6 separate regions of the Homo sapiens genome follow, and all the other regions are linked to region 4. The links are chromatin loops, found by intact Hi-C in ENCODE. Cell type or tissue: chondrocyte. All regions are shown on one strand. Region 1 overlaps SYK (spleen associated tyrosine kinase). Region 2 has its middle 100 kb from the start of MIR4290HG. Region 3 has its middle 190 kb from the start of MIR4290HG. Region 4 holds the start of DIRAS2 (DIRAS family GTPase 2). Region 5 overlaps LINC01508 (long intergenic non-protein coding RNA 1508). Region 6 holds the start of LINC01508 (long intergenic non-protein coding RNA 1508).

Region 1 (5,000 bases), 230 kb after region 4:
TATCAGTGACCACCTAAAAATAAAGAAGTATATGTGTAGATAACAACCATAACATCATCAAAAGAGAAATGAGAAACTGGGAGTAAGTAGCACTAATGCTGACACATAGATTAATAGCTTTAATATACAAAGAGATTCTAAAAATAATTAACAAAAATATTAACTGTCTACTAGGATAATTGGCAGGGAATATCAGTAGTAGTTTATAGTAAAGCAAATATAAATAGTTCTTAAACATATGAAATGTTGTTTAACTTCATGAGAAGAGAAATGCAAGTTAAAACTATGGTGCTTAACTGTGTCCACCTATGATCCAAATTTTAAAAGCTTGATAACACTGTAGTAAAGGCATGGTAGATAAGCACTTTCACTCTTCCTTGGGGAAGTCTGAAATGATGCAATCTGTAAGAAAGGCTCTGCAATTTTATTTCTAAGTATGTACAGATATTCTTGCATTTGTGTGAAATCATGTACATGTGAAGGTGTTTTTTCCAAAATTGTATAATTGACAAAGTCTGATAATAATTTAAATGCCTATCAATGGAAAACAAATGAAATTGGTTACAGTAAAATTGCTACTATGGGAGGCAGCTGAGATCTAGAATTGTTTTCAAAATATAATTTTAAGTGTAAAAGTCAATGTCCTGCAACACACACATACACATACATATATGCAGAATGTGTTGATATCGTATACAGTATCCTAGAAAAATACAGAAAATGCTGGCAATGCTGGTTGCCTCTGGAGTAAGAGATGGGAATGTTAAGAAATCCCACTTTTCATTGTAAACTCTGTTGTATCTTTTTAAATTTGAACCTGTTAAGAAATTTTAATCAATTTTTTTAAAACAGAAAATTAAATAGTAGAGAGTAATTAATCTGATTAATATTGTGAAAATACCTTTCTGGCAAAAAAAAAAGTTTGCTTTCTATTTAAGTTTAGAAGAACTTTAAAGTATACATTGAATTTTTTATAGAAATAAGAAACTGGAAATAAATATTACTAATGATGACACATATATAAGGCCAAAAATATCAACAGATAATTTTTAAAAGATCAAGGTTGTAAGGTTTAAGCTATAGATTAAAAATATTTTAATTGCTTATCAGAAATATTTTAGAGCTAATATGTATATTTTCACAAACAAATGGGGAACTTTCCATTATGTAATCAGTCATGAGAAAAGAATTGTGAGAATTATGTCAAATGTCCCATCATGTTAGCTAAGAGATAAATAACTTTCTTGAACTTGTTAATTTGCTCAGTGTACATAGTTGTTTTAATAATTCAGGCACAAAAAATACATGTTAGAACTTGAACTACCTATAGCATCTAGATAGTTAATGAAAAGTATGTTTAGATTTGAAGATGATTATGAATCAGATAATTTAAATTTTTCATAAAATTACTAACAGGCTGATGCATTTTAAACTTGTCTTTAGAAATTAGTAGCTTACTGCCAAGCACAGTGGCTCATGCCTATAATCCCAGCACTTTGGGAGGCCGAGGCAGGTGGATCACTTGAGGTCAGGAGTTCAAGACTAGCCTGGCCAATATGGTGAAAACTCATCTCTATTAAAAATACAAAAATTAGCCAGGCGTGGTGGCACACGCCTATAATCCCAGCTACTCAGGAGGCTGAAGCAGGAAAATCACTTAAGCCTGGGAGGTGGAGATTGCAGAGATCGTGCCATTGCCCTCCAGCCTGGGAGACAGAGCAAGACTCTGTCTCAAAAACAAAAAAAGAAAAGAAAAGAAAAGAAATTAGTAACATACTTATAAAGTATAAACAAAATTAACTTAAGAATACAACTAGTAGTCTTTAAATGAATTAAACCCCTCCCAATATTAGTCCTGGAATTTCTTTCTCTGCTGCTTTAAGCACAGAACCTTATCCTTCTTTTATGGAAAATAGGTGGAAATTAAACAGCAACATCTCTAAAAAGACTTCCAGGGAACTTTTCAGCTTTGCATTTCAAAGGCACATCCCCTAAGAGGATTAAACTGAAATGTGTCCCAGAATTTCCAATTAAAACCCATTTTTCATGTTTTATTCCAACACATACATTGGTGATTATAATATTTTAAAACTTACATTTAAGTACAGGGCTCAGTGGGAAGAGAAAAAAGAAAGAAACATCCTCAAGTTGTACCCTGTTGCTTGGTAATGCCTTAGTAGACCAGACCCTTGAGAAAATGTGTTTTCATATAATTATAAAGGAACAGATTTTAGATCTTCACTGTAAGAGAACAGTAATTGCAGAGGTCAAGTGTTATTTTCATGGATCTCAGAGCAAAGCTAATAGTAGCCTATTCCCCAGCCAACAGTCTGCCCTCGCCTGTGGGGGTCTACTGAACCAGGGTAATTCCACCAAAAAAAGGAAACCAAACCTAGTTTATTGCAGCCAATATTTCTAAAGCCAGCTGGCTCTTTTGTCACTATTATTGTGATGACTAATGACTGTATTGTCATCTGCATTACTGCTGTTGCCTAATTTGAAAATGGCCCAAGAATCTGGGAGTAAAAATTAAGATCTAGTAAATGGATGTTAGGACACTTGGCAATACTCTGGAATCAGGAAACTCTGAATGGACCTATCAGTTCCACAGACCAATAATTTTTTCCTCTTTTGTTCACTTTTGGATCACCAGCTTTTAAACATAGGCACTCAAAGAATGCTTGTCAAATACATTTTCTATTCGCAGTTAAACCTTACCAATAGGAAATCAGGGATAATAATTTATAACTGGACTTATTATTGCAGAGTGATATCCTTACCTGAATTTATAAAATTTAAAGAAAAGTCACCAGTTGTTCTTTTGGAAGGTAGAAAGCGAAGGTGGCTAATGCCATCTAGCGGTGGACTGAAGGTTTGAGCCTGTTCTGAGTATTAGCAAAAATGAAGAAAGTGGAATGGTCAACATTTCATTTACACCTTGTTGCTCACTGTGCAGAACAGATGACACTTATTGATTGGGACAGAATGGCTCTCTCAAATGCAAACATAAAGAATAAAAGGTTAATAGTAATGTAGACCGGAAATATATTTTTTATTAAAATTAAATGTCATTACATTTTTTAAGAATAGTATTTTTACAATTTATCATTATGCCACTGTGCTCATTCTTTACAAACTCCTCAAATTTTTCTTTTTAACTGAGCATTTTCTTTTAGAGATTGTTTTGGTTATTGTTCTACTAAGTGGCATATTCACCAAGTGCTTTGGGAAAGATGAAGCATGGATTTTGCATCTTCATCTTTATCATAAAGTAACTACTGTTCTTTTAACTGACTCAATAGGAAACCTCCCATTTCTTCCACATTCTTCCAGTTGTGGCATCATTCTTTGCTCCAGTCCTGTTAGTCACCAGAAAGAGATAGGGGCAGGGAGCCCAGGGATCTGGGTAGGAGAGAGTTGATGTGGGGTTGTTGAGAGACATGAGGGTTCTTTGTGGCTTGGCTTAAAAGGCTTATAATCACATAGTGGTCTGTGTTGGGCAGCATGGAAATGAAGCCCCAAGCTTTATTGGCTATAAACGTGGAGTTCTAATTTCCGAGGAAGATCTCCCATCTGTTTCCCTATCCATAAGCCAAGATAGACTAGGGGTGAACAACACACTGCTAGTGAGAGTATAAATTATTTGTGCCCAGGGGTTTAGATTCTCTGTGTCCATCGCTACTAATTCTTACTCATTCCTGACACCCTAGTATCCCTTTCAGCATATTTTGACAACCCCATCTCTGTTTTAAAATTCTTCCCTGCAGGATTCATATGTCAGGGAATTGCGTTCTGGTTTAATTGGAACAAGCCATTTGGAAGTCCTCCTGGTCTGGAGAACATTCTGTGAGGTAGAGAGGCTGCAACCCCAGGATAATGTCCTCAGTGGGAGGGACAGGAGGTCTTATGTCAAGAAGAGGTGATGGTCCCTCTCCTCACCAGTGATGGCTAGTCCGAGGACATCCTTTAATTCCACATCTGTTCAAGTTTTGTCTTTGGATCTCAGAATGTGCCTGCCTGCAGGGAAAATCAAAGGAGTTGAAATGACAGTAAATATTAACCTTGAAAGAGACTTTAAAAAAAATAAAACTATTTTCAGCCTAGAATTGGTTGCGGGAGAAAACTGGGCAAAAGAGGAGGACAGAAAGCCTAGGGGATCACCCAGTTTCTGTCAGGACAGTTTTCCAGAGGCAGGATAATTATATTATAAATCAGAAGTGAAACCACAGCACAGTCCTGTAATCATATGTAAATGTTTAAAAGAAATAGATTGTCATTTGGAATTATTCATTCTTATTTCTCTTCATCAGCATAAAGGCTTGAGAGAGAGCTAATTTTTAAAGCACATTAGATTATACTTCACATCTCCTAGTTTTTAGAAGTGATTTTCATTCATTCACCCATCCATTCATTCATGTGTTTGTTCAACACATTTTTATTGAGCGTCCTTGTGGACGTGGCACAGTTCCGAGTGCAGTGAATAAATGTCTCCCCCTCCTTGAGCTTATATTCTATTTTTATTTTTGATGTGTCATAGTTACTTCTGTTAATCAGTTCAGTAGAAGTGCTGAGATACTCTGTGACAAAACAGATCCCATCGACATCATTTTTACAAATAAGACCAGATGTCCTTTAGCCTTGTCAACAGGCTTGGGCCATGGTGAACAATGTCTGCCTCTGAAGTGCTCAGCAGACCGTGTGAAAGAAGAAGGTCCGGGTGTTTGGAAACAATGGCTGAGTGGCGGTAGTGGTGCATTGTGACCTCATTATTCTGCTTTTGGTTTCTCGCCTTGTAATATGAATAAGGCACATGAGGATTTAGTGTGTGTCATAAGATAAGTGACTGTCACGTTAAGCTTAATGTCTCTGTTTCTGTAACTTTCTCCATAATCTGGCAGTATCTCATTTCTTCGTGGCCAGTGTTTGGGCACTGAAAAGGTCAATCAATACATAGAATTGTGACTCAACTCACGCTGAAAAAAAAAAAAAAGCATCTGAAT
Region 2 (5,000 bases), 500 kb before region 4:
CCATGTTGGTCAGGCTGGTCTCGAACTCCCGACCTCAGGTGATCCGCCCGCCTCGGCCTCCCAAAGTGCTGGGATTATAGGCATGAGCCACGGAGGCTGGCCGGTTGTTTGGCTTTTTAAAGGCCATTGGCTTCTTTCTGAATTTCAAGCGAGCTCTTGTTTAAACAGATCATGTGCAGCTTCTTGGGGCTGTCTTCACTCCTCTTATTCAGTGGTGAAGGGAGTGAAGATTGGAGAATACTAAGGAAGGAAGACATTTTTGGGGTAGAGAGGTAAAAGTTTTTTTTTTTTCTTTCACTGTTTTTCCTTGGTGGTGGCAGTAAGTGTACCTCACACACTCTGTGTGTCCCTCAGGGGCCTTTTATTTTTTTAAATCTCAAGGAAGTTATGAGCTGTGCCTGGGTCTGGGCAGAGGGCTGAGGCCTGGGCTGCAGGACTCTGGAGCTGCCTACACTCACTGTGGCCCCCACCTTGGCACAGCCCCTGCCCCTGCAAGCCAGGGCTGGGGGACACTGAGCTCTGCACATCCCACCCTGACAGAGGAGTGGAGTCGGGCCAGAGACTGCTCTTCTTCCTGATCTTTCAGATAGTCCTTTCAGCCTGGAAGGGAACTGTTTCCTTCCGCCCTGCTTCTTGAGCAAGGGACCCACGTTGGCTGCCTTGGTTTCCTCAGCTGCCGCTCTCCTATCCTGCTGAATCTGCTCCTGCGTTAATCTCTCTGCCAGGTTCCTCTCTCTGTGCATGCCACCAGCTGCCCAGTGCAGAGTTCTCAGCCCTGCCTCCTGGGCCCTGGCTTTGTCATGGATCACCACTTCCTCTCTGCTTAATGGAACCCTTCCCTGGTTCTTAGGACTCTCGGCTCCTGGTTTTCATCCTTCTTCTCTGAACACTTCTGTGTTTTTCTCCCCGGTCAGGTACTTATAACTCAAATTTATAACCTTGGCTTTCATTTCTAAGCCAAGTGTAAAACCTGCAGGTATAAAGAAAAAAAAACGCACTTTTTTTTGTCAGATATGTTAACATCATATCTGGCACTAATTAGCAAATAACTTTCCAGAAATATGTAACCTGTCAGCAGCATAGCTTCTAATTCCAAAGTTAGTTCTGTCAGTATACATGTAGATCTTGATATAGATCTTTATATAGATACAGACATGCACATAAAATTTCCCTTAGTTCTAGCCATTGGAAAGATCATATCTTAGGGTTCCATCATTATAGATACATCTACAATTCTCCAGGTGACTCGTTTTCACAAAGGAGCAGGTGCCTGTGCACAGGGGTATGACAAGTTGGTAAAGTGAGAAGGCATTCCAGGCAAAGTGCACAGCGCAGGCAAGCACCTGAAGCTGGAGAGAGCCTGCTGTGATGGGGACCGTGGGTAAAGGGAGGTGGATCTGCAAACGGAGACAAGGTTGAGGTCATCCCGTGCCCCTGATAGTACTCTAAGGAATTTAGATGTTAGTTTCAGTGACAAGAACCATTTGAGGATTTTTAAACAAGGGAACGACTTGAAAGGATTCGTGTTAGAATATAGATTTGATCTTTTTAAGGGCACAGAGAACTCTCAAAAGAAAACTCATTCGGGCAGCAGGATATTTAAAGGAGATGTGAAGAAGGCCAGGCACCCCAGCAAAAAGTGACAGGTCAGGACAGAGGCAGCAGGGCGTTGTTGTTTAGGCCTGGGCAGACTGGGGCAGCCAGTAGGGAGCAGTTGCTGGATAGTGGGGGCTGGGGGTTGCGGACGGAACAAGTAGAGGTAATCTAGTATCATATTAAAGAAGATGTATTGAGACTTGTTATTTAAACAGAGCTTGTTTAATCTGTATAAATACCAGTGGTGACATTTTGCTTAAAATGTTAATGTTTTTAGATTTTGCATGTTTCTATACAGCCGCTGCGCACATGACCTTTTTTGTTCCCTTCCCCTCTCCTGCCCACCTTGAGTCTCCTTTCCCCTTCCCTCCCCTCTTCTCCCCTTTTCTGCACTATCCTCTCTGCTCTTACATTTGGTTTTGTTTTTAAATGTTTTACCTTTTAAAGAAAGCGTTGGGTTTCTGATTGCAACTTCTCCTAAATCCACTAGGTGGAAGTAAAGTATGCAATTTTCTTTTTCCCATACCATTGCAACGTGTTTCAAATGTAAACGGGCTCACATTAAATATATGAGTTTTTACAAAAGTGGAAAATATTTATTATATATCCTTTTGGAAATATCAAAAGTCAGATAAACAAACTAAAATTAAACTGTAATGCCTATACCACATTCATAGCTAACCACTCTTTCTCTGCAATTTATTTTAAATTCATATATTTTGTAGTTAATTGGCATCATACTTAAAAAATCGTTTAGTTCCCTAATTTATTTTACCTACCACTGTATCCTAGACATTTTTCTACATTATTCTCAAGACTTTAAAATTGTAATATAAAATTATAATTGATGTATATTGTATATGCCTCTATATCTCCATAGATATAGTGAAGGTTTTATAAATAAGACATTTATAGTCATACATGTACCTGTTTGCCCGCATCTCTGGCCTTTTGAAAGATAGATTCACAGAATTTTATTTGAGAATCAAAAGGAATGGACATTTTTAGGACTCTTGATCTGTTGCATTGTTTACAAAATGGATGAAGCATGTACCTGCTTGTCACAGCTATATCTGAGAGGTCCCTGCCTCTCATTCCCACCCCCCTCTCCCCGCCACCCTCGCCAAATCTAGATCAGTGTCTTTTTCTCGTTAAGGAGTCTTAGTCTTCTGACTTTACTTCCAAAGAGGTAATGGTAAAACAGCTTGGCCAGATTCCTGGATGGACGCTGATGGACTCAACCAAACTAATTTTTCTTCTTTGTGAATTTGCCCAGTGTCATTAATCAGAACAATTTTTGAAAGTAAGAAGAAAGGTATTGGCCAGCAGATGGCGCCCTAGAATAAAACAGAGGTAGATGAAGAAATGTTGATTTTTCTTGCCATGATTTCTCTCTAAGCAATGGTTGAATTTGACATACGTATGCTGTAAGGAAGTTGTTAAGAATAAAAACAGCCAATGCTCAGAGTTAAGAAAATGCAATGGTTTAGCAGGAATCCATCCACGGGAGTACAGAAAGTTGAAAATGTTCAAAATTTAACACTTGGCTGTGCTACATTTATGTTTGCCGGCTTAGGTAGGAGTTTGAATGCTTTCCTAGTGAGGACCCGAGAGCAATGATGAGTCGAGGTCTTCATTCCTAGTCAGGCCTCCTCAAGCTCATATTTTCTGTCTTTTGTGAGGCATTGTTCCTCCTACCATGACCCAAGGGCTTTACACATATACTAAGTAGAAAATCTAATATCTGTGCTTACAATATGTCTTCTCTGTAGTACAGGTATTAAAATTACAATTTCCCTTCTTAAAGATATGGTAGGATCCAATAAAGGAGCACTATGGAGCTTTAAAAATGATGAATATCTCTAAACTTTCACTAGTAACCATGATAAAATAAGTTTTATCAGATCATCATTGTCTAGAGATAGATATATAGAGATAGATGGATAGAATCTATGTATCAACATCTGTGTAATATATGAACGACACATATTCATTTTAGGTTTTCTGGTTGTTCCTGGTGGCAATGGTGATCTGATAAACCTATTTTATCACAGTTACAAGTGGAAGTCTAGAGATATTTATCATTCTTTAAAGCTTCATAGTGCTCTCTTTTGTGGCTGTTTTACAAAATCCCTGTTGGTAAGCACCCTTGCCTTCAAAATGTGATTATTAGAAACTAGCAAATGAAAATTTCCCAGTGCTTTTTTTTATGGTTTTATAATTTTTTGAGGTATAATTGATATGCAAGAAACTACATATATTTAAAGTGTACAATTTAAAAAGCCTTGACAGAAGTACACACCTATAAATCAATCGCCGTAATCAAGATTGCTGACATAACTACACCCCAAAAACTTTCCTTGTACCTCTTTGTACCCCTTGTACCTCCCTCCTTTCTCCTACTTCCATGGCCAAGGAACTACTGATCTGTTTTCTTTCATTATGAATTAATTTTGCTTTTCTAGAATTTTACATATATACTTTTATGTCTGTCTTCTTTCACTTTTGAGATTCATTTATGGTTGCATGTATTAATATTTCATTCCTTTGTGTCATTGTGTGATAGAGCACATTTTGTTTATCCTTTCACTTTTTGATGAACATTTAGATAGCTTCTAATGTTTTTAGTATTTACAAAAAGCTGTTGTAAGTATTTGTGTGAAAGTCTTTGTACAAACCCATTTTTTTTTTTTTGCCCTTGAGGGAAATGCTTTGGAGAGGGATCATATATTAAGTGCACATTCAATTTTTTTAAAAATAAATTTTATTGTGCATATTTAAGATATACATTACATTTTGGGGCACATATAGCCAGTAAAAAGGGTACTGTACTGAAGCAAAGTAACATGTCCATCATCTCACATAGTTACCCATTTTTTTGTGTGTGCATGGCAAGAACAACTAAAATCTACTCATTTAGCATGAATTCCATATATCGCACGATTTTATTACCTATAATTCTCATGTTCTCCCTTAGATCCCTAGACTTGTTCATCCTACATATCTGTTACTTTGTATCCTCTGACCTACATCTCCCCATTACCACTCCCCCGACCCCCATGTCTCCCTGCCCCCCACCCATTGCCCCTGGTAACCACTATTTTGTTCTCTGTCTCTGTATACTTGCATTTTTTTATATAGAAAGAAAAACATTACATCTCACTTACATGTAGAATCTTTTTAACAATGTGAAACATTTAACCTTTTCATAAATCAACAGAAAGTTTCTGATGGCAGTTATACTATTTCACATTTCTACCAGCAGGAGAGTTCCAGCTCCTTTACCTCTTCCAATATGTGGTGTGGTCCGTGCTTTTACTTTGAGCCATTGTATTAGGTGCATACTACCCTCTCATTGTGGTTTTAATTTGATTTTTCCTATGACTAATGATATTTCATTTGCT
Region 3 (5,000 bases), 420 kb before region 4:
GAGGCCTATCGTATGTATACTCCCTTTGATCCCGATAGCCCTGAAATCAGCGCATGATTAACATGGCTTTAGTCTGTCAAAGCACAGAAGACATGAGAAGAAAATTGCAGAAACAGGCTGGGCTTGCAGGGATGAATACATCACAATTACTAGAAATAGCTAGCCAGGTGTTTGTAAGCAGGGATGCAGTAAGCAGTAAGGAAAACAGCAAAGAGAATGGAGGTCAGGCCCGGCAAAACACCAACCTGTTTGTTAGCTGTGGCAATCAGAGGGGCCCCCCCAAAGAGGCAAGGGAAGGTGGGCCCTGGGAAAGAAACTCAGCTTGGCTGTCAGAGTTTGCAGCGTAACCAGTGTGCTTATTGTAAAGAAATAGGACAGCGGAAGAACAAATGCCCTCAGCTCAAAAGAAAACAAGGTGACTCAGAGCAGGAGGCCCCGGACAAGGAGGAAGGGGCCCTACTCAACCTGGCAGAAGGGTTATTGGACTGAGGGAGACCAGGCTCAAGCGTCCCCAAAGAGCCTCTGGTCAGAATGACAGTCGGGGGTAGAGACATTGATTTTCTTGTAGATAGTGGTGCTGAACATTCGCTAGTAACCGCCCCGGTCGCCCCCTTATCCGAAACGACTATTGACGTCATCGGAGCCATGGGGGTTTCAGCAAAGCAGGCTTTCTGCTTGCTTCGGACTTGCACTGTAGGAGGACATAAAGTCATTCATCAGTTTTGGTACATGCCTGACTGTCCCTTGCCCTTTTTGGGAAGGGACTTGCTCAGCAAGCTGAGAGCCACTCTCTCTTTGACACAGCACGGCTCTTTGCTGCTAAAGTTACCCGGAACGGGAGTCATTATGACCCTTACGGTCCCCCGAGAGGAGGAATGGAGACTTTTCTTAACTGAGCCGGGCCAAGAGCGAAGACCAGCTCTGGCTAAGCGGTGGCCAAGAGTACGGGGGGAAGACAACCCTCCGGGATTGGCCAGTTAAGACTGGGGCCCAGCCGGTTAGGCAAAAACAGGCCCCGGTCCCCAGAGAAGCTCTTCAAGGTATCCAGGTCCATCTCAAGCACCTAAGAACTTTTGGAATTATTGTTCCTTGTCAGTCTCCATGGAACACTCCCCTCCTGCCTGTTTCCAAGCCATGGACCAAGGACTACCGGCCGGTACAGCATTTGCACTTGCTTAATCAAGCTACACTGACTTTACATCCAACAGTACCTAACCCATCCACATTGTTGGGGTTGCTGCCAGCTGAGGACATCTGGTTCACCTGCTTGGACCTGAAAGATGCTTTCTTTCCTATCAGATTAGCCCCTGAGAGGCAGAAGCTGTTTGCCTTTCAGTGGGAAGATCCGGAGTCAGGTGTCACTACGCAGTACACTTGGACTGGACTTCCCCAAGGGTTCAAGAACTCCCCCACCATCTTCAGGGAGACATTGGCTCGAGACCTCCAGAAGTTTCCCACCAGAGACCTAGGCTGCGTGTTGCTCCAGTAGGTTGATGACCTTCTGCTGGGACACCCCATGGCAGTCGGGTGCACCAAGGGAACAGATGCCCTACACCGGCACCTGGAGGACTGTGGGTATTAGGTGTCCAAGACAAAAGCTCAGATCTGCCGACGGCAGGTACCTTACTTGGGATTTACTATCCCACAGGGGTCCGAACGCAGCCCGGGATCAGAAAGAAAGCAGGTCCTTTGCAATCTACCGGAGCCTAAGGGCAGAAGGCAGGTGAGAGAATTCTTAGGAGCTGTGGGGTTTTGTAGACTGTGGATCCCAAACTTTGCAGTATTAGCCAAGCCTTTGTATGAGGGCACAAAGGGGGCGGGCACCGGAAACCTTTGGAATGGGGATCCCAACAACAGGAAGTCTTTCATGAGTTAAAGGAAAAACTTCTGGCAGCCCCAGCCCTGGGGCTACCCGATCTGACAAAGCCTTTTCCATTGTATGCATCAGAGAGAGAAAAGATGGCAGCTGGACTTTTAACCCAAACTGTGGGGCCCTGGCTGAGGCCGGTGGCCTACCTCTCTAAACAACTAGACGGGGTTTCTAAAGGATGGTCCCCCTGTTTGAGGGCCTTGGCAGCAACTGCCCTGCTAGAACAAGAAGCAAATAAGCTGACTCTTGGGCAAAACCTGAACATAAAGGCCCCCCATGCTGTGGTGACTTTAATGAATACTAAAGGACATCATTCGCTAACGAATGCCAGACTCACCAAGCACCAAATTTTGCTCTGTGAAAATCCCTGTATAACCATTGAAGTTTGTAACACCCTACACCCCGCCACCTTGCTCCCGGTATCAGAGAGCCCTGTCGAGCCTGATTGTGTAGAAGTGTTGGACTCAGTTGACTCTAGCAGACCTGACCTCCGGGACCAGGCTTGGGCATCAGTAGACTGGGAACTATATGTGGATGGGAGCAGCTTCTTCAACCCCCAAGGAGAGAGAGATGCAGGGTATGCAGTGGTAACCCTGGACACTGTTGTTGAAGCCAGATTGTTGCCCCAGGCCACTTCAGCCCAGAAAGCTGAACTCATTGCTTTCATTCGGGCCTTAGAACTCAGTGAAGGTGAGACTGTAAACATTTACACTGATTCTCGGTATGTCTTTTTAACCCTTCAAGTGCATGGAGCGTGATAGAAAGAAAAGGGCCTGCCTATTGAACTCTGGGGGAAAACATAGAAAATATCAACAAGAATTCTTGCAATTATTAGAAGCAGTATGGGAACCCCACAAGGTGGCAGTCATGCATTGCAGAGGACACCAGCGAGCTTCCACCTTGCTGGGTTTGGGGAATTCCCGCGCTGACTCAGAGGCTCGAAAAGCAGCATCTGCCCCCTTCCGGGCATCAGTGCTCCCTCAAGCACCTGATCTTGGACCTACTTCTTCTAAAGAAGAAAAGGACTTTCTCCAGGTAGAGGGAAGGACAAGTGACGGAGGGAGGATGGATTCAGTTACCAGATGTGAGAGTAGCTGTGCCACAGTTGCTAGGAGCTGCAGTTGTACTGGCTGTGCAAGAAATCACCCATGTAGGTCAGGAGTCACTGGAAAAGTTGTTAGGCCGGTATTGCTACATCTCACATTTGTCAGCCCTTGCCAAAATGCTGAGGCAGCGGTGAGTTACCTGCCGAGAGCATAATGCGAGGCAAGGTCCAGCCGTTCCGCCCGGCATACAAGCTTATGGAGCAGTCCCCTTTGAAGATCTCCAGGTAGACCTCACAGAGATGCCAAAGTGTGGAGGTACCAAGTATTTACTAGTTCTTGGGCGTACCTACTCTGGGTGGGTGGAGGCCTATCCAACACAAACTGAGAAAGCTGGTGAAGTAAACCCTGTGCTCCTTCGAGATCTGATTCCTAGATTTCGACTGTCCTTACGGATCAGCTCAGATAACGGGCCTGCGTTTTTGGCTGCCTTGGTACAGAAGACGGCAAAGGTATTGGGGATCACACGGAAACTGCATGCCGCCTCCCAGCCTCAGAGTTCCGGAAAGGTGGAGCGGATGAATCGGAGTATCAAAAATAGTACTATTGTCTTCCCCGCTGGATATTTAAAACAACACCACAAGGGGCGTCAAACCACCTGCTAAATTTGAGGGAATGTTATCCTCTCCCCGCCTCCCCCGGCCCCGGATATTAGAGACAATAACACAGGGGTAATGTACACCCACTGCTTTATTGGGAGTAATATCATCCTCTCCCTTCTTGGATATTAGGAACAATATCACACTGTGCGTGTACACCTGTCGTGAAATTCAATGGAATGTCATCCTGTGTCTCCCTGGATATGATGAACAATATCACGGGGGATGTACAACTTCCGAGATATTGGGAGTGATATCATCCTCTCCCCTCTGGAAGTTAGGGACAATATCACAGGGGTAGTGTACAGCTTCTGGGATGTTGGGACTAATATCATCCTCCCGCCCACTGGATATTAAAAACCATATCACAAGGGACGTGTACACACACTTCGATATTGGTATTAATACCATCATCGTCTCCCTCTTTCGATATTCGGTGCCATATTTCAGGTGGGGTATACACCACCTGCAATATTGGAAGTAATATGATTTTCTCCCCCCTGGATACCAGAAACAATATCACAGGGGGGTGTCAACAACCCCTGCGATATTTGGAGGAATATCATCGTCTCCCCTCATGAATATTAAGAACAATATCGTAGGGGTGGGGGGTGTACACCCCCTTTCATATTTGATATCATCCTCTTCCCCCCTGGATATTAGGAACAATATCAGGATGTACAGACCCTGCGACCTTTGCTGTCATATAATTGTCTCTCCCCTAGATATTAGGAAAAATGTCACTGGGGATGTGAACAGCCTTGCGATATTGGGAGTAGTATCATCCTCTCCCCCCTTGCATATTGGGAACAACATCACAGGTGGGGTGTACTGCCTCTGCGATATTGGGAGTAAAATTTTCCTCTCTTCCCCTGGACATTAGGAAGGGTATCAGAGTGGGAGGGTGTACATTCCCTGCCATATTCAACGTAACCTTATCCTCTCCCTCCCAGGGTATTCAGAACAATAAGACAGGAGGGGTGTACACCCCCTGCGATATTGAGAGTCATATCATCCTCTTTCGCTCTGGATATTAGGAACAATATCACAGGGTTATGTACACCCCCTGCGGTACTGGGAGTAATATCATCCTCTCTCCCTGTGGATATTAGGAAGAGTATCACAGGGCTGTGTAAACCCCCTCCAGTACTGGGAGTAATATCATCCTCTCTCCCTCTGGATATTAGGAAGATTTTCACAGAGGTGTGTACACTCCCTGCGATATTGGGAGTAATATCATCCTCTCCAGCCAGGAAATGACTAACAAGGTCACAGGGGAGTGTACTCCCCTTGCGATATTGGGAGTAATGTTGTCCTCCCCAAACCTGGATGTTAGCAACAAGATCACAGAGGGGGTGTACACACCCTGCGACATTGGAAGTAATATGATCCTCTCCCCACCTGGATATTGGGAAAGATATCAAAGCG
Region 4 (5,000 bases):
TGTATGGATTATATCTAAATGGTCATTTTTTATATGCTGGCTTAACTATATCATTAAAATTAATTTCAGCTGTTTCTCTTTACTTTTCCATTACGACCATTAGGACATTTTAAACTGTGCATATGACTCACACATTTCAATTCTATTGTACAGTACAGATTTATAAGAAAACACTTCACTGCATTTAGGAGACAGCTATAAGGAATCTCTTTCCTAAATTTGCCAGTGGCTGAGAGCAAAGAAGGAGAGAATGAGGGAGCATTTGTTTTTATTACTTCATAGAGTCCTTCCCCGTCAGTGAGGAGAGGCTTGCAAGCCATGTCATATAATGAAAACTAAAGCATTATTTGACACCAGTTAAATAACTTTCAGTTCATGTTTAAATATGTATGAATTAGTAAATTTAACTCTTAAAAAGCCATCAGCAATTTTGACAACATAAGAACCATCGTATTCCCTTTTGATTGAGCAGCTGTTTTCCTGGAAAAATCATAACCAAAATCAGTGTCCTACAAATCAGTTCTGCTCTTAAAAAGACATCTGTCCACTGTCAATACTTATACCAGGTAGATAGACTGATGATAGATAGAGGCAATCCACCATATGAGTGAGAATTGGGGATGGTTGTTATCTGAATTGAAAGTTGCAGATCAACACCAAACACTTTTTTTACTTAAAACAGCTGGCAGGCAACCACTCCACCCCAGACAACTGAATGGTCCTCTCACAAAGAAATTCTCTGGTGGAAAAATGTATGGCATTTGTCACAGGGAAATGATGATTTTGCATAAATAAATAGGTTAATTTTCAACATATCAACTCTGGTCTCCAAATTAGAAGAAGAATGAACAATACTTTTTATTATCACAGATACACTCTCTTTTTGACAAAAGCACCCCAGTTGTTTTTTAAAAGGTTTTAATTTTTCAGTAAGATATGCAGTATTTACCACTGAAATAATACATTTCCAATACAGTAAAAGTCATGTGTGGTGTATAGGATACGAACAACATACAATAAATAATTTTTTTAAAAAAAAGGTCTCCTCCACTCTTCTCATGAGGAAACTGCTTTGCTGAGAATGCTGGGTTGTTAGACACAAGCTGAAAAGTGACTTCCACAACTTGGCATTCAATCTGTATGTTTTCTGAGTCGCCTCTTAGGAACAATTCTATTAAAGCTGTAACAAAGAAAGATTCTGGAGGTTTCTACAATAACCATGAACACATACTTCCCATCTGCAGGGATCACTGAAGTGTGAGCAGCAGTTCTGTGCCTTGGTATAGACAGCAATACCCCCTCCTTTCTCCTTCCTTTCCCTGTGCTTGCCCGGGACTATTACCAAATTAAATGCCATATGTTAAATGGGATGAAAATGTTTCCTTGCCACTGTATCTTTTATTTCTATAAAATGAACTATGTGTCTTCCTGTCCCCAGCCCACAAAGCCTCCTGCATTTCCAGAGATAGATAAAATTGTGGACAATTTTCAATTTCAGACAACAACCAAGAAGAAAAAAAAGTATGATTCCCCTACAAATTTGTTAAATTTATTCTAATTTTATCCTCCCCTTTTCTCTCCCTCCCCCTCCACCTCCTCAAATCCAAATGTCACTGGAAATGGAGCACATTGTGACTGATTTGAAATGTAAAATGCTCCAGACTTTTAGCGTTACCTGGAAAATCTTCCTCAAAAATAATATTTTTGAAAATTTTTAGTTTGAAGCAGAAAAGTTCTGATATGCTGGACTAGCTTCTCACATCTGAAGGGATCCATTTAAAAGATAACGAGGGCAAATATGTAAAATAAATTCCTAGGGAAGGCAAGCTGTGTCTCTGCACAGTAGGAAGAAACTGAATTCCACCACAATGTTGTATTCCAGCATTCAATGGATGTAACAGATGATTCACAGAGCTTCTAGTTTAAAAGTCTCCCAAACCCACATAGAATGTGAATTGGAGTTTTAAAGAGGAAAAACAGCATTTTTCAAGAGAGAAGGAGAGAGGCAGGTTCCCACAACGCCAGAAGCCAGCACTGCTTTTCAGGCGAGCCTGGGAGCTGTCAGCAGTCATTGTCATCTGATGGGAAACCACAGTCTTACAACTAAGGACTGGATGCAGCCCCTTGCCCATCTTCTGCTCTTACAACAAGGAAGCGGAAAGGAGCACATGTAGATATCATGAAACACATTCTTTAAGAAGACAAACAAAAGATTTAGACAGGTCTCGGCCAAGCGCATGAAGTGAAGGAGTCGAGGATGAAAGCATGCCGAACCAAACGGCAGTCCCTAGCGTGCTTGGCTTTTTTCTCACTTTAGACCACATCTTCTTACTCTTTTCCTAAATCCATTAAACTTCCACATTAACAGAAACACCTGCACAGTAGAATTTTCCAAAACGGTAAATCCTGTTTTGGAAGGAATCCCTAATAATACGTAAGATACAGATTTTTAAAAAAGAACATGTTTTAGACAAGGACAGCATGATGCTCACCCTCCCTAACAAGGATACAGAAATGCAGATTTCTTCCCCTCTTACCAACTCCAGTACACGCTGACTCGCCCTCCCTGAGAGCGGTAATCCCTTTCCAGGGGCTGGCAAACAATCATGCCAAAGCCGCCCGTGCCCCAATGCGGACGCAGCGAAGCCACGGCAGAAGGGGGAAATCGGTTACCTGGGGAAGAACACAACTCCGCTCAGAGCTTCTTCAGAGCTCCACTCGCGCAGGACAGGGCAGCGCAGGGTGTGTGGATGCGGCTCCTCCCGGAGGCAGGCGCAGCGCACTCCCTCCCGCCGCCGTGACGATGCTGTCAGCTGCTCGCCCGCCGTGCGCCCTGCACCGCCCACCGGCCGTGCTCCCTGCGCCCAGCGCCCTCGCGCTCCACCCGCTCGCAGCCCCTGCACCTGCGCTGGCCTGAGCCGCTCCGGCCTGGCACTGTCACCGCCGCTGCACGCTCCTCCTACTCTCTTCAATCTCTGCCTTCTCAGATGTGCCAACTGCTGCAGAGGCTGCTGCTCCTGCTTAAATGGCGCCTGTTCGCCTCCAAAGAGCTTTTAGGTGCCACCTACTGCATGCTCTTGGAATAGATGGCGAGGACTGGAATTTTCTGATAATTTAATGAATTAAAATAATTCCATTGAAAGGGAACCAGATTCTTTTGTTCGCATTGCGAACTATAATCGCTACTAACCATATAGACTTTTTTTTTCCATTTCCAGATTTTAACTTTTAAAAACCGACTCATTTAAAGGCAGACGAAATGCCCTGCCCCATACCATAGCCAACCACACAGTGTAGATTAATATATTCTAATTTAATAGGATCCTATGACAACACCGCCATTGGCAAGCTTGGATTAGAATTGCTTTTTCACTGAGTGGTTTCACATTAGCATTTCAAGCAAATGACCACGTTTATTTCCTGACATTGATAAACAATTTTGTCAAAGACGCGTTGATTAAAAAACAGGTGAATCAGCAAGAAAAAATATTAATGGCTAACAATTCTGTGCAGGCATTTTTAAAAGTGCTTGAGCATAACATTGATCCATGTTAAGTTTAAACTACAGACTGAAGGAAGATTTCTTCTCTTGGTTATATTACTCATTCTTTTGTAATACCAAATATGCTAAAAGACTTGAGCAAAATTAATATTCTGTAGTTCTTTACATTTGATTTTTGTTGTAGAATCCTATTTATCTGTTTTAATCCCGTCTTCACTTTCTAAATAATTAAAACATGTTAACCTTTGAAGTTCATTTCCATAGTAAAATTCTGCCCTGCTATTCACAGGAAATATGCTTTTTAAAAATCATACTTAAAAACTACGCATTTTACAACTTATAGTCAAGAAAACTTATTTTATTCCCCAGTTCATCCTAATTCTGGCCTTGATCCTACAGCCATTGGAATATAAAAATAAAAATACACTCTTTTTACTAAAGTCATTTAAGGCTACTTCAACAAACCTGCCCCTACACTAATGATGTCTAAAAGCAGAGTGGTCACCCTGTCCTCCACAGTCTCCTCTTCATTGCAAAGGAATATATGGCCACTCAGAAACCCATCCCAGAGGAGGCTCCAAATATGATGACAGTGGATTCTGAGCACTGCCTGATGCAGTTTCTGGGTCCTGAAACAACCTTCCAGTTTTATAAGTCAGGATGTTGTTTTCCATGACAACCAAAATGTAGGTTATCAGGTTAAATGACAAAATGGAATTTAAGAACTAAACAAAGGAGGGTAAAAAGATTAAATAAGCAAAAATCCAGTGCTAGTATGGAAGCAGGGAGAGCAAATCAGGAGCTGATAAAGAGAGCCAGTTCTATGCTGAATATCCCACAATGCAGAAGAAGCCTGCCTTTTGCCACATGCCATCATTATTTGTTCTGAGAATGTGAAGCAGAGGCCCAAAGGCCTCATTTAAACAAGGAGCAACTCACTTAATATGATGTCTCTGGCCCCTTTGGCACTCCCCACAATCCCTAGACTTTCATCAGCCAGAAGGAGCAGATTGCTCCCAAATTCCTCTTTTAACTTCCCCTTAACTTACATCCTTCTAAGAGCCTGACCCATTTGCTTCTAGGCTAGGGGCTCCTGACATCTGCCTGCACATTAGAATCAGCAGGGGAGCTATAAATACATTTTAAAACAAGGTCCAATTTCCAGTCCAGCTCATGCCACAACTGGCACAGGACCTCCGTGGATGGGATGCAAACATCCATATATTTCAACGTGTTTATGTGAAGTTGCTGTTCGTGTCCCCCAAAAATTCATATGCTGACATTCTAGTTACCAACTTGAAGAGGTGGGACCTCTGCACAGAGCTCTCATGAATGGGATTAGTGCCCTTATAAAAGAGGGCCCAGAGAGCTAAGGCATCGTCTATGAACCAGGAAGCAGACTCTCATTAGACACCAAATCTGCCTTGATCTTGGACTTTCCAGCCTCCAGAACTGTAAGCTATAAATTTTGGTTTTTTATAGGCTACCCAGTCTATGT
Region 5 (5,000 bases), 320 kb before region 4:
AGTCGCACTCTGTCACCCAGGCTGGAGTGCAGTGGCAGGATCTCAGCTCACAGCAACCTCTGCCTCCCGGGTTCAAGCGATTCTCCTGCCTCAGCCACCGCAACCTCTGCCTCCCGGGTTCAAGCGATTCTCCTGCCTCAGCCTCCCGAGTAGCTGGAACTACAGGCTTGTGTCACCACGCCCAGCTAATTTTTGTATTTTTAGTTAGAGACAGGGTTTCACCATGTTGGCCAGGATGGTCTCGATCTCTTGACCTCGTGATCCATCTGCCTCGGCTTCCCAAAGTGCTGGGATTACAGGCGTGAGCCACTGCGCCCGTCCCTGGAGTCGGCTTTCCTTAGGGCTTCTCTCTGCAAGTCCTGTCTGTCAGGTAGGAAAGTAACCATTCTGCCCTCTGATTTCTAATTTCCGAACGCCTTCCCGGGGTAGTCTCCTCTCCTGCTCTTTGTCTTTGTGGGCATTACACATTCCCCTCCTTACTTGATCTAAGCAGATTTAGGTTCAGAAGCCCAATCTGCCATGTTTAATCAGAGGTCTTATCAATTCATTCTTCTGTCTCTAAGGTGATTGCGTTGTTACTTTTGTGAAATTTAGATGCTTTGTATTTTAATCCAAAAGGACAAATCCAAAAGAGATTCATGTCACAATTAGAATGGTAAATTTTTTTAAATTACCCTAAATAATAAAGCTTCGTGACTCTTCTACTATGCCCATTTTATATTTAAATGACTGAAAATAAGATTCGAGGCATTATTGTCTTCACAGACAACCTGGTAGACTTGGGAGCCTATTTTATTCTATTTTATTTTATTTTTAAGACGGAGTCTTGCTCCGTGGCCCAGGCTGGAGTACAATAGCACCATCTTGGCTCACTGCAACCTCCGCCTCCAGGGTTCAAGCGATTCTCCTGTCTCAGCCTCCTGAGTGGCTGGGATTACAGGTGCCTGCCACCATGCCCAGCTAATTTTTGTATTTTTAGTAGAGATGGGATTTCACCATGTTGGTCAGGCTGGTCTTGAACTCCTGACCTCGTGATCCACCTGCCTCGGCCTCCCAAAGTGCTGGGATTACAGGCATGAGCCATCGCACCCAGCCAGGGAGCCAATTTTATCAGCAGACTGTCAATCACATCATTCATCATAATTCTTTTCTCACCATTTAAAAAGGAATCAGGCCAGGTGTGGTGGCTCACTCCTGTAATCCTAACACTTTGGGACGCCGAGGAGGGCAGATTGCCTCAGCTCAGGAGTTTGAGACCAGCTTGGGCAACATGGTGAAACCCTGTCTCTACTAAAATACAAAAAATTAGCTGGACGTGGTGGCGTGTGCCTGTAGTCCCAGCTACTCAGTAGGCTGAGGCAGAAGAATTGCTTGAACCCGGGAGGCAGAGGGTGCAGTGAGCCAAGATCGTGCCACTGTACTCCAGCCTAGGGACAGAAAGAGACTTCGTCTCTAAAAAAATAAAAATAAAATAAATAAAAAATAAATAAAAAGGAATCAGTCCTTTTCTGTACCCAACACATGCAGCATCTGTGCAACTTCAGCTGCTATATATCCCCTACAGTGAATTCCGTCACAGCTCAAATGAGGAGCCTGGGGGTTTTCTGTTCGCTTCTAACACAGTCTCATTTTTCCCATGTCTCTCTTTTATTTCTAGTTCATCAAGGGATCAACTATCTTGGTTCCTCTTCTGCACCTGCAGGCGAGATTCAACCTTTTCCATAACTTCCGCTCCATCTGCCAGTCAGATGGGTCTCTTTCCCTCACCTTTGGGCTCCAGGGTGTTCTCCCACCACAAAACCTCCTCCACAAAAGCTGCTCCCTATTCCTAGACAAAATGCGGGCCTCTCTACCTTCATTTCCTCTTCACTCTTTTTCTACCCTCGACTTAAACCATCTGCAAGGAAGTGATTGTGACTGAGGTTTCTTAACTTGCACACAAATTCTCATGTATTTGGGAATGTATCATTTGCATCACAAATGCCCCTGCATGCATAGATCCCAGAGAAATGCTCTAAGAAAGCCTTCTCTAAGTTATTTAAGACACACTAGCCCAATGATTTCAGACGTAAATTCCTTGTGACTGATGATCATGGCAAGACTCCTCACATGTTGGCTGGTACCCATTTACCTGCTTCAGTGTCAAAATCCTCGTGGGGATGCAGCAGGTGGTACACAGAACTTCCAGCACCCAGCGCTAGATGACCAACTGGCTGTCAGAGATGAACAACCTTTATATTTGTGCATTTCACATGCTGAAATAAGGTGGGTTCATGTATTCCCAGAGGAAATGAGCCTCATAACATAGCCCAGTGCAGTAGGAGAAACAAACAAATAACTATTCAAAATATGGTAGAATTTTTTTTAGGAAACATGTGCTTTGTAGAATCAACATAGATTAAAACTATGTAGGAAGCATGTAATGGTATAGGAACAATTTTGCTTCTGGCTAGACTATAGCTCTGCCACATCCATAGGACTCACCTGTCAAACAAAAGAGCTCCCATAACATCCTCTCCTGCTACAAGGACCATAGAGCCTGCATTAACAAATGGATGCTGTGCATGTTTATTTTTTTTTCTTTTGCTACCGGATCTTAGATGAGGAAAGATCTTGATTCTCCAAATATGTAAGCTCACTGAGCTCTTAATAAAATCATCTATCATAGCTTAATATTAGAATTTAAAATGAGCGAAAACATTCAAAGAAATGCAATGAGCTTCATCAGTTGTAAATTTAATGTAAATTTTAAGAAATTGCATAACTGGTTTGAGTGTTAATTATTTTTCTAGTAACATTGTAAAGTGTCAGTGCCCTTGTCTTTTGGGTAAAAACATTGTCTCTTCATCTGGAGTAGATACAATTGGATAACTGGGATCAGGACAGAGTGTAGAATTTAACATACCTGTTGGGCTTCCCACGACTAAGGTCCTTACTGGCTGCTGGAGGATGGAAGCTGTTTCCCAGCTGCCAGGGTGTGAAGGATGGTCCTGACTGCCTCCAGCAGGGGGTGCCCAGTGATCAGAAGCTAATAAATGAGGTCCATTAGGGCAGATCACCTGAGGTCAGGAGTTCAAGACCAGCCTGGCCAACATGGTGAAACCCCATCTCTACTAAAAATACAAAAATTAGCCAAGCGTGGTGGCATGTGTCTGTAATCCCAGCTACCTGGGAGGCTGAGGCTGGAAAATCACTGGAACCCAGGAGGCAGAGACTGCAGTGAGCTGAGATTGCACCACTGTACTCCAGCCTGGGAGACAGAGCAAGACTCCGTCTTAAAAAAAAATAATAATAATAATTTGGAAGGTGGATGGTAGAGTGTGGAGCTGAGCATGTAAGCAGAGGCTGCTCTGAATTAAAGGTGCCAAATCCACATTCAAGTAGCATCCAAGAAACTCCAGTCAGAGTTCACTTGCCTGGAAGCCAGCAGTGGCAGAGAGACTGGGCAAGTGTGCTGTGGGCCTTCTGGCAGAGTCCTGGCCTTTGTTTCTGACTCTTTCATGCCCTGAACACTTGCCTCTTCACCATCAGACTCTAAACTCCTTGCTGACCAGCTGAGTTTACTCATTTTGACCTGAGCCGAGGAAAAGCAGCAACTCAGAAATCTTTAAAGTTGAAGGGCCACCCTATTAGAACATAGGCTGTGTCTGCTCAATTATAAGCATGACTTGATCAAAGCAAACTCAGCCTTAAGATACTCTATGTAGGGAGAGGTGAGGAGGCATATCTGCGATTAGGAAGCAGAGGTGGGTAGCATCAGGGAGGGTGAGGCACTGAGCTCCACGCTCATAAAACAAAGTAGGGCCATCTCACAGTGGCTGCAAACCATCTGGGTCCAACAAAATATCACTGTCAGTGGGGCCCTGGTCACCTGGCCATGCGGCTTTGCCACAGGTCCCTGCTATTGTTATCACTCTGTCGTAAAAAAAAAAAAATTAGAGTCATCTCAAAAGATAAAATAATCATCCACAGAAGAGAGGTTGTCCCTGGTGAGCTGTCCTAACCCAAGGTGGTTTTCATGGTTCCAGGACATTCAGTGCAAAAGTCCTGGACACAGATGCAACAATCAATATTACTTTGTTTAATCCCTTGCCATATTTAAAGCTGGGCAGAGAATGCATTAAAATTAGAATCAATCTCAACAAGAAAAGAATAGAATGACCTCAAAAATCCCTGCTTAACCTTTTTTATTTTGGCTTCCATCAACAAATGACAGCTTTCATTACCCTGGAAAGTACACTGGAATTTGTCACTAACCTGCACTTTGCCAATGCAAACCTATACAATAAATTTACCAGTAAAATGCAAACTTATAAAAGAAATTTAGGAATAGAGAAATCATAGTATTTACAGCTTGATCAAAATGTTCTTTTTTACCAAAGAAAAGCTGCTGGTGTAACATAAACTTGCTTTACGTTTTCTTTGTAATTTACACATTCCAATTATAATCTCGAAAAATACCTTCTTACAATTTTAGAGAAACCTACAGGTAAAACAATCTAAGGCCCAGAAAGTGAAAGTACTTGGCCAATTTCACACAATTGAAACTGGACCAATAGCTCCTACCTCTGACCTGGAACCAAGAATGAGACAATTGGTGAACCTCATTAAAATATTGGCAGATGTGGAATTACTTCCTTTTCAAAGTTAAATAATATCTCTTCAATCTTCTATTATCAAGAATTTTTAAATTGATGTCTCTCTTTTTTTAATTGTGTTATGGTCTGAATGTGTTCCTGGAAAATTTGTATGTTGATGTCCAGACCCCAGTGCAATAATATTAATAGGTGGGGCCTTTAGGAGGTGATTAGGTAATAAATGAATGACCTATAACTTTTTCTACTTACAGATAATAAATAAAACAGCCTATTTGTAAATAGCATAATGATGTAAATGGCAAATTACAAGGAATCTACAAAAAAAGTCTCCTACAACAAATGAGTTCCACAATTTTATAAGATACGTGATCTATATATGAGATGAATGCACTAAGAATGAAC
Region 6 (5,000 bases), 210 kb before region 4:
TGTTGCATATGTTGATCTATTTACTTAAAAGTTGGGCAAACAGTAGCTAGACAGGCAATGTAGTTAAGTGCATAGACTCTGGGATTAGACTGCCTGGAGTCCAGTCTCATTAGGCAGTCACTTGCTGTTTGACCTTGGGTAAATCACACCTTCTGTGCTCCAGCTTCCGTATAAAAATTGTAAAAAGCAATTAAAATGGTATCTGTCTCAACAATTGTAGTGAGAATCTAATACATTTATACATGTGTCCATTTATAATAGGATGGTTTTAGAGTAAAAAAGCTTTAGAATCATGGACAAGTAAAGAGATGGACTAGTAGTTTGAGGCCCCAACCAAGTCTAGAAACGTAAATTTTTAGTAGAGTTGTAGAATTTTCTCTCGGGATTAACTGCCATGAAGCAACAGATGATAGCGCTGGTATGAAATCAGGATTCGTAGAATTGAGCACAGTACAGAAATAAGGTGCTGAGGGAGTTAAGGATTCTGGGAACAGTCAGGTCCAGTGTTAAACTAATGGGATCAGGGCAGGAAGGAAATGTGGCTGCCCAGGGCCTTCTGAACAAAAGGACAGGGAGAATAAGTGAGCTTAAGGTTGGAAAACTGAGGGTTTGTATTCTAGGAGAGGCACTGGAGTTTAATAGTTCAGGAAATGGAATGGTTTGATGAGATGCTCCAGAATTCTTAGGGAGTAGTTGGCAACTCCAAAGTAAAGGTGAAGATTTGTGCTTTAAATCAATAGACTGTAATTCAGAAAAAGACAGAATTCAAGGTCCCAAACAGTATTTTTTAAGTAAACAGATCTAATTTGTTTGTTTGCTTCATTTTTTGAGGTAGAAAAGTATAGAAGATTCAAGTAATCTTCCTTTTGATCTAAGAATAGTGGTAATATAATTATGTGATAAATAAAAGAAGGAAATCAAAATACTCCAGTTTTATAACATAAATATAACTACAGCATGCATTTTCAATAGAGGCAATATCACTCCTTAGGAGGTAAAAATTCCGGAAGCAAAAAAATTATTAGATATGATATTTATTTGTGGCTCTCCAAAGCTCAACCTTACCCAACAAAACCTTATTTTCTCTGGCAGGGTGTGGTGGCTCACACCTGTAATCCCAGCACTTTGGGAGGCCGAGGCAGGTGGATCACTTGAGATCAGGAGTTGGAGACCAGCCTGACCAACTTAGTGAAACCCCGTCTCTACTAAAAATACAAAAATTAGCTGGGCGTGGTTGTGGGCACCTGTAATCCCAGCTACTCAGGAGACTAAGGCAGGAGAACCAACCTTATTCTCTAGTATTTAATTTCTCCTATTGAGTTTTCTTAGATATCACAAAAGCAGCATGGACACTGAGTTCCTGGCAGAGACCCAAAACGTATCCAAGGTCATGTTACAAAAATGTGGCAAATGGCCATGAGTAGGGGGCTTCTTCTCCATCCCTTGCTCCATTTCAAAGTCACATGGGGAGAGCTGGCCTGTGCTGTTGGCTGCCCTGGTCACCTTGTAAGCATTGCTTCTCACATGATCTCAGTGATTTTATGTGTGACTTAGGCTTTGGGAATTAAATGTAATTGTTTGTATTTTATCATTTAATTATAAAAATGTTATTCAACTCATTGTTGACTATGTCAAGTGCTAAAAAAAAAGCAGTGATGAATTATAGTTAAAAAGTATCTTTTCTTATCAAGCAAAAGTTAACTTCACTAAATTTTTGAAGAAATTAATTTTTCAATTATTCACCTTTGATGGGAAAAAGCAGTTATGAATGATGTTTAAAATGTATATTACATTGCTATTATTATATATTTATAAACAATGTGATCCATTGCAGTTTGTATAAAGCAATAAATTACATTAATAGTTATTAGGCTAAAAAGAGAAAGTTAAATGTTATAGCTTTTAATTTTAAGTTTTAACTTAAGCATTTTATTTAGTCATTCTTAACCTGGCAATGAATAAAATTAGTAAGGTTTGTACTTAGTCTTTTTCTTTTCGTATGAAGCACAGACATGTACACTACATAAGCAGATATACAGTGTACTCATGGTATTAAAGTTTCTCATAGGTGATGATTAGACAAAAATCTGATGTCTATTTTCTCTTCCCCAAATTAATATAATACTAGTAGTAATGCAATCAGGTCACGTAATACCTGCATTAGGCAAAGATCTGATGCATCAATAACAGCATTTGAGAAATCTTCTCAAAATTAAAAACTAGGTGAACACTCCCCATTCCCCTGAGATGTAATAAATATCGCAGATTGGCTGGGATTCTTTTTGTCCATGACTTTATAATTTTCCTAAATACAAACATACCTATAGCAAATCAAACAACACTATGTATTGTGACAATCTGATATTTTTTAATTATAAAGAGACACTCATCTTTGAGTGAATACACATTGATATTTATTCCCATAATCTGGATTTATTAAAATTAAGCTTCCGAGCTGGGTCCTTGATTTAGGCTTAAATTCCCTGACCCAGTTTTGATGCTAGTGCCAAGTTCCAAATGTATGAAATGGAGTTGTTTCTGCCTTAAGACTGAAAGCAGTTAACAGAAAGCCTCCATTTTAAGTTTTTATCCATAAAGCGGAGAAGCTGAGTGGGTTGATATGGGGGTGGAGAGGGGTTTGCCTTAAACAGATATTCTTCCTCATGAACCAGTTTTCTCTGTGGATATTTAGACTAGCAAAACAGACCACGCTGGTCAGGAGGCGGGCGGAGGTGTACAAGCAGATTAGGAGTAACGTTATCCCTTGACTTAGGCCTGTATGACTGAGACACACATACGCACACACATGCACGGCACTGCATGTGCTCAGAAGGACCTGGTCTCATCCTGAAGGTGGAGTAGGATGACAGAGGCTGTGATTAAATTCAAGCTCTCACAGCAGCAGTCTAAGTCATCCTTTGAGAGGACTGTATTCAGGGTGGAACTCCGAAAAGAAATCCTCCGTCTCTCTTACTGCCAATTCACAAATCATATGCTCTTTAGCAAACAACAACAACAAATATACAAACGAAAAAACCCAGGGGCCGTTCTTCTTCCTCCTGGGACTCAGGTTTGTGCTTGTTACCTGGAGGCCTTTGTGAAGTGACACGTGTAGGTGCACAGTCTCTCCCCACCCGCGTCGTCACAGTCAGTGCCTGAGTTCTCTCTGGCAAGTTCAAGTTCGAGAGAGAGTGTGTTTCCTCAGACTTAGAGCCAGGCCCTCAGGGAGCTGGGAGTGCACTACTGTGCTGGGAGGGGTTTTGAGGAATGCTGACGTTTTCCCCGAGGTCATTTGTCGAGCTTCACTGGCTTTCCCACTTTCTGAAGATTCCTCTTGTTAGTTTCTATTTATATAAGGACTCACCTCCTTTCAACTAAAGCAGGGATCCCCCTCCCCCACCCCGGGCCTGTCTGTGGCCTGTTAGGAACCGGGCCGCACAGCAGGAGGTGAGCAGCCCAGCCTAGCCAGCATTACCGCCCAGCTCCGCCTCCTGTCAGAACAGCAGAGGCATTCCATTCTCATGGCAGCGGAGCCCTACTGTGAACTGCACACGCGGGGGATCTAGGTTGCGTGCTCCTTTTAAGAATCATCTAATGCTTGATGATCTGTGGAACAGTTTCATCCTGAAAACATCCCCCCATCCTCACCTCCACCCAGCTCCATGGGAAATCTCTTCCCTGGAGTTACCAATCAGGAAAGTAGAAATCCAATAGTTTGATTAGACACAACTTTCCATGCAGAACGAATGATATCACACATGCGATGAGGGAGATGGGTAAAATCATTTCAAACGGTCATCCCGGAACTAAAATTCTATTGCACAAGTCATCACTGTGGTTCAGTAATGGACCAAAAGGAGTGTACGCTTATAGCCAATTCTACTTCTGAGCTCAAAAGTAATTTGAAAGGTCAATGAGTTTTTAAAACCAATTTTACACAATTCCTCATTTCCTTAGAATATGAGATTATATTCTTTACACTCTTAAAAATTTACAGCACACTAACAAGCGATCATAGACATACAAGAACATTAAGAAGAATAGGAAAATAAATTGTTATAAACAGGGAAAACAGCAAGTGAAAGAATAAATAAAAAATGATTCATCTTTACCAAACTAGACTTCTAAGCTTAGTTCTAACATCCGATATCTCAAATACTAAAAGCAATTGAATACTTAATGATAATCAGTTCTTTCATTATAGCTGGTTTCAATGTGAAAACAGTTACTAATCAATTTGCCGTATGCATGGTTACTGTGGATATTATTTATTTGCGTATTATTTATTTATTAACATAAAATTTTGGTATTCACAAGAAAATTTCAGAAACTGTCTCTATTCTCTGAAGATGTAAATAAATGAAGATGAAAGAGGAAAAAAACAATTTTGATAATTTCATGCTTCAGCTGAGGACCTGTGTTTGACAGCAAAAGCACCAGGCTTTGTACTTCTCTCTTTTTTCACTGATTCCTGGCATAGCACAGTGCTTCTGACCTGCATAAAACTAAATATTTCTATAAATGCTCTCAGTCTTCTGTTATTTCAAAAAAATTGACAGCAGGAAAGACCATTAAAAGATCAAGGTTTATGTCAAGCAACTAAAAGAAATTAAATTTTGTTCATCTATCAGAGTTTGTCGAGGGAAACATTTCGGGCAGCAGTAGTCTTTCTATGGCAGGACTATTTTTCTATGCTGAAGCCTTATTAGCAAGCATCTTGCTCAGTATATGCCAGGAATTTCTCTCCAGTCACTGAAATAACCAAAAATCTGATGTGCTCCCTGAGCAGCAGAGCATCCCGGAATTGAGAGCTATTGAAAGATAACATACATGAAACTCCTTAAAATGGAAAAATAAAATCTCACTTCTGATGATCTGTTTACTGCCATCTTGATCAAGCAGCACCTGGTGTCCTGCTCTCCGCTACTCCCACACATGAATTTCCCAGTCCTCAAAAAGGGAGCATCTTGCAGAACTCTTTCCCAAGGCTAAGCTTGTGC

Evidence for each region. A loop is a pair of places that touch in the nucleus more often than their neighbours do. Peaks named below come from ENCODE experiments on the same cell type or tissue, not always from the same donor. Only the 100,000 strongest peaks of a DNase experiment are listed, where the experiment ranks them.
Region 1: it touches region 4 in a loop (4-fold over the local background); 7 of 110 quality-filtered maps call a loop at or near these places.
Region 2: it touches region 4 in a loop (7-fold over the local background); 11 of 110 quality-filtered maps call a loop at or near these places.
Region 3: a loop joins it to region 4, with 11 times the contacts of the local background. A loop is called at or near these places in 14 of 110 quality-filtered maps.
Region 5: it touches region 4 in a loop (5-fold over the local background); 2 of 110 quality-filtered maps call a loop at or near these places.
Region 6: a loop joins it to region 4, with 2.1 times the contacts of the local background. A loop is called at or near these places in 2 of 110 quality-filtered maps.

The regions. Positions count from the first base shown.
Region 1 is chr9:90,868,368-90,873,367 of GRCh38, forward strand. All of the region lies in intron 7 of SYK (spleen associated tyrosine kinase), which reads left to right. Among named protein-coding and RNA genes, the nearest start is that of SYK, 69 kb to the left of the region's middle. In chondrocyte, CTCF peaks have their summits at 2,840 (motif pointing left) and 3,053; no DNase peak of the experiment used is centred here.
Region 2 is chr9:90,139,849-90,144,848 of GRCh38, forward strand. No RefSeq gene overlaps it. Among named protein-coding and RNA genes, the nearest start is that of MIR4290HG, 100 kb to the left of the region's middle. In chondrocyte, CTCF peaks have their summits at 2,108 (motif pointing right), 2,909 (motif pointing right) and 4,857; no DNase peak of the experiment used is centred here.
Region 3 is chr9:90,224,204-90,229,203 of GRCh38, forward strand. No RefSeq gene overlaps it. Among named protein-coding and RNA genes, the nearest start is that of MIR4290HG, 190 kb to the left of the region's middle. In chondrocyte, a CTCF peak has its summit at 2,745 (motif pointing right); no DNase peak of the experiment used is centred here.
Region 4 is chr9:90,640,079-90,645,078 of GRCh38, forward strand. It overlaps DIRAS2 (DIRAS family GTPase 2), which reads right to left and starts at 2,746. Exons shown (of 2, transcript NM_017594.5): 1 at 2,674-2,746. RefSeq lists a silencer at 2,685-2,734. In chondrocyte, CTCF peaks have their summits at 3,048 (motif pointing left) and 3,270; a DNase peak (open chromatin) is centred at 2,840.
Region 5 is chr9:90,315,485-90,320,484 of GRCh38, forward strand. The region is part of intron 2 of LINC01508 (long intergenic non-protein coding RNA 1508); the gene reads right to left. Among named protein-coding and RNA genes, the nearest start is that of LINC01508, 120 kb to the right of the region's middle. In chondrocyte, CTCF peaks have their summits at 3,021 (motif pointing right) and 3,236; no DNase peak of the experiment used is centred here.
Region 6 is chr9:90,430,346-90,435,345 of GRCh38, forward strand. LINC01508 (long intergenic non-protein coding RNA 1508) reads right to left here and starts at 3,144. Exons shown (of 3, transcript NR_109795.1): 1 at 3,086-3,144. In chondrocyte, a CTCF peak has its summit at 3,056; a DNase peak (open chromatin) is centred at 3,467.